2 separate regions of the Mus musculus genome follow, and region 1 is linked to region 2. Evidence: chromatin loops called from intact Hi-C (ENCODE). Cell type or tissue: gastrocnemius. All regions are shown on one strand.

Evidence for each region. Hi-C counts contacts between places; a loop is a spot of excess contacts. Peaks named below come from ENCODE experiments on the same cell type or tissue, not always from the same donor. Only the 100,000 strongest peaks of a DNase experiment are listed, where the experiment ranks them.
Region 1: it touches region 2 in a loop (9-fold over the local background); 24 of 42 quality-filtered maps call a loop at or near these places.

Annotation. Positions count from the first base shown.
Region 1 is chr2:157,570,113-157,574,112 of GRCm38, reverse strand. No RefSeq gene overlaps it. Among named protein-coding and RNA genes, the nearest start is that of Blcap, 5.8 kb to the right of the region's middle. In gastrocnemius, a CTCF peak has its summit at 2,394 (motif pointing right); DNase peaks (open chromatin) are centred at 1,124, 2,465 and 3,823.
Region 2 is chr2:157,290,473-157,294,472 of GRCm38, reverse strand. It overlaps Rpn2 (ribophorin II), which reads right to left. Exons shown (of 17, transcript NM_019642.4): 4 at 3,761-3,936; 5 at 245-320. Among named protein-coding and RNA genes, the nearest start is that of Mroh8, 13 kb to the right of the region's middle. In gastrocnemius, no CTCF peak of the experiment used is centred here; a DNase peak (open chromatin) is centred at 2,169.

The DNA of each region.
Region 1 (4,000 bases), 280 kb before region 2:
TCATCAAGATCCCCACGGGGAGACAGGGAAAAGGCATTGGACCACAGAGTTGCAACAACTCGATTCTCCGTAGAAGGCCTCTCTGCATCCTAGCCATAGCCGCCACAAAGCCTGCCTCCAACAAGCTAAGACAATCATCCCCATGGGACAATCTGGTGCTCCCCTTTCCCCTGGTCCTGGGCTAGACGCTGCCCCAGCACCAGCTCTCAGCTCCCTGACTCCATTCTCTGTTCTTCTATGACACCCAGCAATATCTGAATGTCCAAGAGTCTGAGAATCCCATGGCCCCAGCCTTGTCGCAGGTATGGAGACCCCTGAACCAGCTTCTGCTCTTCCCACATCTCAGACTGCGCTTTCCCACCCCTAGAGCAGTGTATCAGTGCTTATGAACAGCCTGGCACTCACAATGGATGTGATAAGCACAGTCAAACTCCCCTCATTCCACCTCCCCAAGAGATCATGCCCATTGGTGGGGCAGTCGCAGACTGACATGAACGTAAATGGATAAAACTAGAGAAAAAAAAAATCATTCTGAGTGTAGTAACCCAGACTCAAAAAGACAAATATGGTTTGTACTTATAGGAGATGTGGGGCGTGCCACCAGACCAGACAGAAGAACTGGTAAGGCTGAGTGAGCTCAGAAGCCAAGAATGTCACAGATTTGAGATCAAGAGTTGAACGGCTTTCTCCATGATTCTGCACCTACTCTGGAACAGATAACAAAGGCACCCCGCTAAGATGATCATGTGCAGTCAGTCAAGTAATATAAGACCTGGTGTCCTTCCCCATGCAAATAAAGCATCACTAACACCTCAAACTCAGCCAATAGGAACCACCTACCCCCTAAATCCCACCCCACTCAGGGTTTATATAGCCCCTATCCACATGAAATAAAGCACACACGTTATTTCACCGAGGATCATCTGAGAGTGGCTGTCTTTACTGAACTCTTGGGGAAGAGTTCTCTCTCCCAAAGCACTCACCGGTGGCTGGATCTTGGACCTGCCTGGCTGGGCAGGCTCACACCATCTCTGTCACTGTCACAGTAGCTGACAAGAGACACAGGACCTCAGCTACTTCATTGCTTCTTTTCTAAGAGCTGTAACACTCCAGGCAGTGGTCCAGCAAGAGAGCCCGGATGGCCAGAAGCCAAAGGCTGAACACCCAGAGACTTAGGATAGACCCAAACACAAGGGGGGGGGAGGGGGAGTCAATGAGATGATTAGTAATGATACTCTGCTATACTCATAAATTAGTGCCTGGCCAACTATCATTAGAGAGGGAGGCTTCACCCAGCAACTGATGGGAACAGATGCAGAGACCCACAGCCAAACATTAGGCAGAGCTCAGGAAACCCCATAGAAGAGTGGGAGGAAGAACTGTAGGTACCAGAGGGGCCAAGGACACCACAAGAACATGGCCCACTGAATCAACCAAGCAAGGTTTATGGGGGCTCACAAAGGCTGAAGTGACACTCGTGGAGCCTGTATGAATCGGAGCTCAGTTCTCTGCATATGTGTTGTGGCTGTGTAGCTTGGTGTTCTTGTGGGATTCCTAACAGTCAGACTGGGGGTGTCTCTGATTCATTTGCCTATTCTTGGAGTCATTTTCCTCCTGCTAGGTTGCCTCTTCCACTCTCAATACGAGAGTATGTGTTTCATCTTAATTGTAACTTGTTAGGTCTTGTTTGGTTCATATCTCTTGGAGGCCTGATGTTTTCTGAAAGGAGATGGAGGAAGAGTGGATCTGGTGAAAATGGGAAGTTGTTCGGAGATGCTTGGAGGGGGGGGGTGCTGTGGATGGGATACAATGTATGAGAGAAGAATTTTTTTTTTAAATACTCTGACAAAAAAACAAGAGAAGGAGAAAGGGTTTGTATTTGCTCACAGATGGACACAGGGAAGTCAAGGCAACAGTAACTTGAAGTATCAGGTCAGGGCACACTCACCATCAGGATGCAGAGTGGGTAGTACAAGCTCCTTTTCCTACACAGTCCAGGATCCCAACAGGACTCATTGCCAGCCCCCTCAACACAATCTTTGCCAACCCACACTCCACAACTGATCCTCAGTCCTGAGCTCATTGCTCCTCCATCTCCCGGCTCCTTTCAAAGATTATATATTTGTGTTCTGCGTGAGGCCAGGGGTATGAATTTTCACGTCCTCAGAAGGGTCTGGTATAGAGGAACTAAAGTCTAGGATTTAGGCTTCAGATCCATATGGCCTAGATTAAAATCTAGCCACCACCTGTGTCTAGGCATCCTCAGCCAATGCTCTCCACCGTTTCATCTTGTGTAAAATACATACAAATAAGTCTACATGTTACAAAATCGCACTGAAAGTTAACTTTGGCATTTGAGGTTTTAAAAAATCCGGCAGTTCTGCACCATACCGCTAGGTGTCACCACAGACTTGGCTAAAATACTTCCTTCTTGCTTTCCCAAGTGAGAGAGTCCTAAAAACTGAGTCCTAAAGCAGAGGGCAGCCCTGGGAAGGGCTACTCCATTTGAATATATGTCTCTAAAGGTCACTTGAGGACAAGACCTAATCTGCACACTCAAAAGTTATCTGGTAAATTCATGGGGCCAGGCTTTGGGGGAGTCCCACACCCCACCCCCACTGCACTTTGATTGGTGCTTAAAGTGCTACTTGTAGGAGACCAACGGGTCAGCACTTGCTGACTCTGGTGACTTGAATAATAACCCCTATAGGTTCATAGGGAATGGCACTATTAGGGGGAGTGACCTTACTGGAGGAGGTGTGGCTTTAGGAAGTATGTCACTAGGCAACGAGTGGGCTTTGAGGTCTCTGAAGCTCAAGCCAAGGTTCAGTGGCTCACTGTCTCTCCTGCTGCCTGTGGATCAGGATGAAGAACTTTCAGCCCCTTCTCCAGCACCTTTGTCTGCCTGCACACCACCATGCTTCCTGCCATGACAATAATGGACTAAACTTCTGAAACTGTAAGTCACCCCCAGTTAAATGTTTTCCTTTGTAACAGTTGCTATAGTCACAGTGTCCCTTCACAGCAACTGAAGGCTGATGGGGAGGACTTTGACAGGTCACTACAGAGGAGGGGACACCACCTCCAGAGGAGAGTAACAGGGTCTTCTGGCTGCAGTATGAAGGACACCTGTGATCTCTGTTGCTGTGATTAAAAAAAAAAAAAAAACAAACAAACAAACAGTAACAAAAACCTGACAGAGAGCAGCTTAGAGAGAGCCAGGTTACAGAGTGTCATAACTGGGGATGGGGTGGGAGAGAAGGTCAAGGTGCCAGGAGCTGGAAGCAGCTGGCCACACCAAGTCCACAGTCATAGGCAGGGAGAAATGAATGCATACAGGCTTGGGTGCTCACTGACCTTTCTCTGCCTATACAGTCCAGGTTCCAAAGCCAGGGAATGGTGCCACCAACTTCCAGACCAGGTCTTCCCATATTAATTAAAGCAATCAAGAGCATCTTCCACAGACATGCCTATGGGCCAACCTGCTTTAAGTAAGTCCCTCACTGAGACTTTTTCCAGGTGATTCTTGGCTACGTTGGCAAAACTAGCCATCACAAGGACTGTTTGGGGTTTCACAGGAGTCAAAACAGAGAGGCCAGTACAGGCCTGAGGGAGGGAGGGAGGGAGGGAGGGAGGGAGGGAGGGAGGGAGGGAGGGAGGGTGGGTGGTGATCAGGACCAAACTTTGGCAGTGAAGACAAAAAGGTCTAAAGGAGACAGGGATCCCCAAGGAAAAGACTAGTTTCAGAGGGGGTGCCGAGTTGAGGAAAGCAGGTGTCCTGGTTGGCTGCCAGGTGGACGGGGAGAATTTCGGAGGCCTTGGCAGGAAGTCAAGGTTGGCTTAGCCCAATTTTAGGGCAGAAAGGGTTTCTGGGTCATTCCAAATCCCAGGATCCAAATGGAGCAAGCCTGAGGGTGGAAGCAACCAGAGAAACCAAGCGGAGGTGAGAAGCCATGCCTGCCTCCAGCTCTGCAGTTCCCATAAGAAAGTTGGCCACTGG
Region 2 (4,000 bases):
TACAAAGCAGTAACTGGCAGAGAAAAGCATTTGAGTTTTAGATTTACTGGTTCCATAACCTGTGGCCAATATTAGTCTAACAAATATTCTCTAGGATATATTGCTTAAATACAAAGAACAAAAGCATACTGGACTCAATAGCCATGAATGTAAAAGATACACAGCTGGCTGTAAGAAACCGGCCACATCTACTTGCAAGAAAAGCCAGGAGCTCCGAGACTCGTTTGGAGAAACAGATTCATACCTCAATCTCCTCTACAATGTTCCTCAGGTCAGCCTGCTGGGAGAGGTGGGACGCTGTCTGCAGAGCCTGGACCGTTCTGGAAGGAAAAGAGTAGAACACTAGGTCTAAGATTTAATGCATAGGAAGGCATTCTCCTCTGTTTTGTAAACGACTTATGCTAGCCTGAAACGGCTTGTCAGTCGTCTGTCTATCTTATTCAAGGCTAAAGAAACACGTTTGTAAACTGTTGGGCAGACGCTGGAGCAACTTTCCTAAGACTAAGGCACACAAGGGGGAGACCTGGTGCTTAAGTTCCCTCCTGCGCTCCCAGCATCCTGACGCAAGGGCTGTAGGTGCAGGATAGAAGGGCACAGATTTAGTCTTCACCTAGTCTCATGTTCTTCTAACATGTATTTAGTGTTCTCTGTATGAGAATACATGTATAATACATACTTAATTCTTATGAGCAATGACTCTATACTACCTACATGTATCAGTCTTTACTCAATTTTTAAAACTTCATTGTTGTATTTTCGGAGGTGGCCTCAAACTTGCTGACGATGACCTTGAATTCCTGGTCCCCCTGCCTCACTTCCTGAGTCCTGGGATCACAGATGGATACCATTACCTGGTTTATGTAGTACTGGGAATTAAAATCCAGGACCTTAAGCATGCTGTGGAAGCATTCTACCCACTGCAGTCCTCCAACAGTATCCTATCAACCGAGCTGTATATCGAGCTCCTTACTCTCCAAAATTCAAAAGAAAGTGAATTCAGAGCTACTTACTAAAGTCATAACGTCCAACCACCATCCCTGTTCATGTAAGAACATTTCCCTGAGTTCCTGAGCAGGACTCTATTTGGAACTAAGGAACTTAAGCAGTTCCTCTCCATGGTGTCTACCTCAGCCATCTCCCAGCAACACAATTCTACACACTTGTTTGTTCTGGATAGTCTTGTAAATAAAGTCGCATAGTAGTCATCTTGTTGGGATAGTGCTGAGCATCAGTTTCTGGCTCTGGGGCATCCCAAGCAAGCATCCTACCACTGGGACAGAGCCCCTACTATGTGACCTTTTATCTTTGGCTTTTGAGGCTCATCCATACTGTGGCACATATCAGCCCTTCATTGTTGTAGTTTTTTGATTTCCGAGACAGGGTTTCTCTGTGTAGCCCTGGCTGTCCTGGAACTCACTCTGTAGACCAGGCTAGCCTTTAACTCAGAAATCCGCCTGCCTCTGCCTCCCACGTCCTGGGATTAAAGGCGTACACCACCATTGCCCGGTTCATTCTTCATTTTTTACTCACATATTTTTACTAAGAGGACATTCTAGGGGCTAGAGAGACGGTTCAACAGAGCACCGACTGTTCTTCTAGAGGTTCTGAGTTCACTTCCCAGTGGCTCCTAACCATCTGTAATGGGATCTGATGCCCTCTTCTAATGTACATCAACAGTGCCTGTGCACTCACACATAAAATCAAATGAAGAAGAAGAAGAGGAGGAGGAAGAGGAGGAGGAGGAGGAACATTTTTTAAAAAGTATTATTCTATAAGAAAAACATTTTGTTGGGTATGTTGGTACACTAATCTTTAATCACAGCCCTCAGGAGGCAGAGGCAGGTAGATGTCTGTGATTCAAGGCCATCCTGGGCTACATATCGAGGTCCAGGACAGCTAGGACTATATACTGTCTCCAAAAAAAAAGGAAAAAAAAGTTGTCCCCTGATTTCTACATGTGTGTCACAGGGCGCATTCCTCTCCCTCCACACACACACACACACACACACACACCCCTAAATAACAATAACAAGAAAACATTTTAAGGTGGAATGTGGCTATACTCATGTACTCATGTCATTTTTTAATTAGTTATTATTTTTTTCTGCATGCAGACTGTCTGGACGGAGAACATAACCAGTTCCCTAGGTAAAATGTGGGCAGCTGAGGCCCCCTGGTGGTCAAACGGTCTGCAACTTCAGCACTGATGCCTGAGCCCCTGTGTTTTTAAGTGTCAGGGAATGTAGAGCAAGAATCTGTCTTCTTGTGTTGAGAGCATAACAATTTAGATTCCCACCATGGAAAGCTAATTCTATTAAGATGACAAGTCAGAAAACAGAAGAGTCACAATGTAAGGAGAGAAGCCCCCTGAGAGTTCAGCCGCTCCTACAAGGCCTTTTGGGTTAGTTTCTATGGTACTGGGCCTTTTGGGTTGGTTTTTATGGTACTGGGTCTTGCAAACTAAGTGTTTTACCTTTGTTCACCACTTCCAGTCCCTAATCCCAACGTTCTGAAAGGAGGAGTTGGTACCATCAACCTGCTATGAACAAAAGCAACTGGGGGGGGAGGGGGTGGTTATCTGGCTTATACTTCCTTATCATAATTCATCATCAAAGGAGATCAGGCCAGGAACTCAAAACAGGCCAAGAACCGGAAGGAACAAAGTGAGTTCTAGGAGAGCAAGGGCTACACAGAGAAACCCCGTCTTGCAAAACCAACAGTAACAAACAAACACATGGACTGCTCCTGAGGAACAATACCTCGATTCACCTCTGCTCTCCATATCCATGCCCTCAAGAGCATCTGACACACAGGCATACACACTCTCATGTGTGGGGTAAATCATTTTATCACCTATGCCTTTTGCAGAGGACCAGAGTCAGATTTGCAGAATATATTATCCCCTGAGAACCCACCATGTGCCCACAATAGATGCAGCTTCTCACAGCACCCAAGAAGCCAGTAAGAGCCTGTTCTCCACAGAACCCTAGTGCCAACACTGCAGCAAACCTGGCCTAACCTCTCCACAAACTGCATGCAGCTCACAGCCCTCACTGTCCTTGCTCCAGCCTCCTGTCTATGTGGGATGGTGGGCTTACACTGCCTCAGTCCTTGGCCTCTGCCTGAACACCTTATGAACAGATATGTCTATGTGAATTCCACAAGGTCAAGGACTGGACCTTGCTGCCTTAATTCAAGTGCCAGTCCCTGGGACTGGGGAGACGACTCAGTTGGTCCGTGTCTGCCATGCAGGCGTGGTGAGTTCAGACTCCTAGCACCCATGGAAAAGATGGAGAAGGCAGTGTGTCTGTAACCCCAGCACTAGCAGAAAGACCCCTGGAGCTCATTAGCTAGCTTGTCTCAAAAAACAAGGTAGAATGCACATGCCTGTAATTCCAGCACTTGGGAGGCAGAGACAGGTAGATCTCTGTGAGTTCAAGGTCAGCCGGGACTGCACAGGGAGTTCTAGGATAGCCAGGTATAAATAGTGAAACCCTACCTAAAATTAGAAAAACAAAACAAAACCCAAGGTGGAAAGTGACTGAGGAAGATACCTGCTGTTAACCTCTGGCCTCCACTTGCAAATACAGCCCCAGCCCCTTGACCCCCTACCCCACAATCACAACAGTGTCTGCACATCTAGCAGAGCACCTGGCTCACAGCAGATGTCTAGAAATGTGCACTGCAGAAATGAAAAAGCATTCTCAGGTCAGTAACCAACACAAACAAACCTCAAAAAGTCTTCAAAGCGACAACTTACGCTAGCACAGTCTCTTCCTTGCCGAGGCGAGCGGTAAGGGCACCGAGGGCTTCATTGGATGCCAAGGGAAGCCCAAACCCGCTGAGTGCTGCAACTGCATGGTAGATCTGGGCAATGGGGGAGTCTTCACTCACTGCTGCCAGCAGGAGCTCTTTGGTCTCATTTGAAACAGATATCTAGGAAAGGAATGGCGGACACAGAGTTAGAAGAGGTTCCAGCAGTTTGTGAAAGGCATACCGA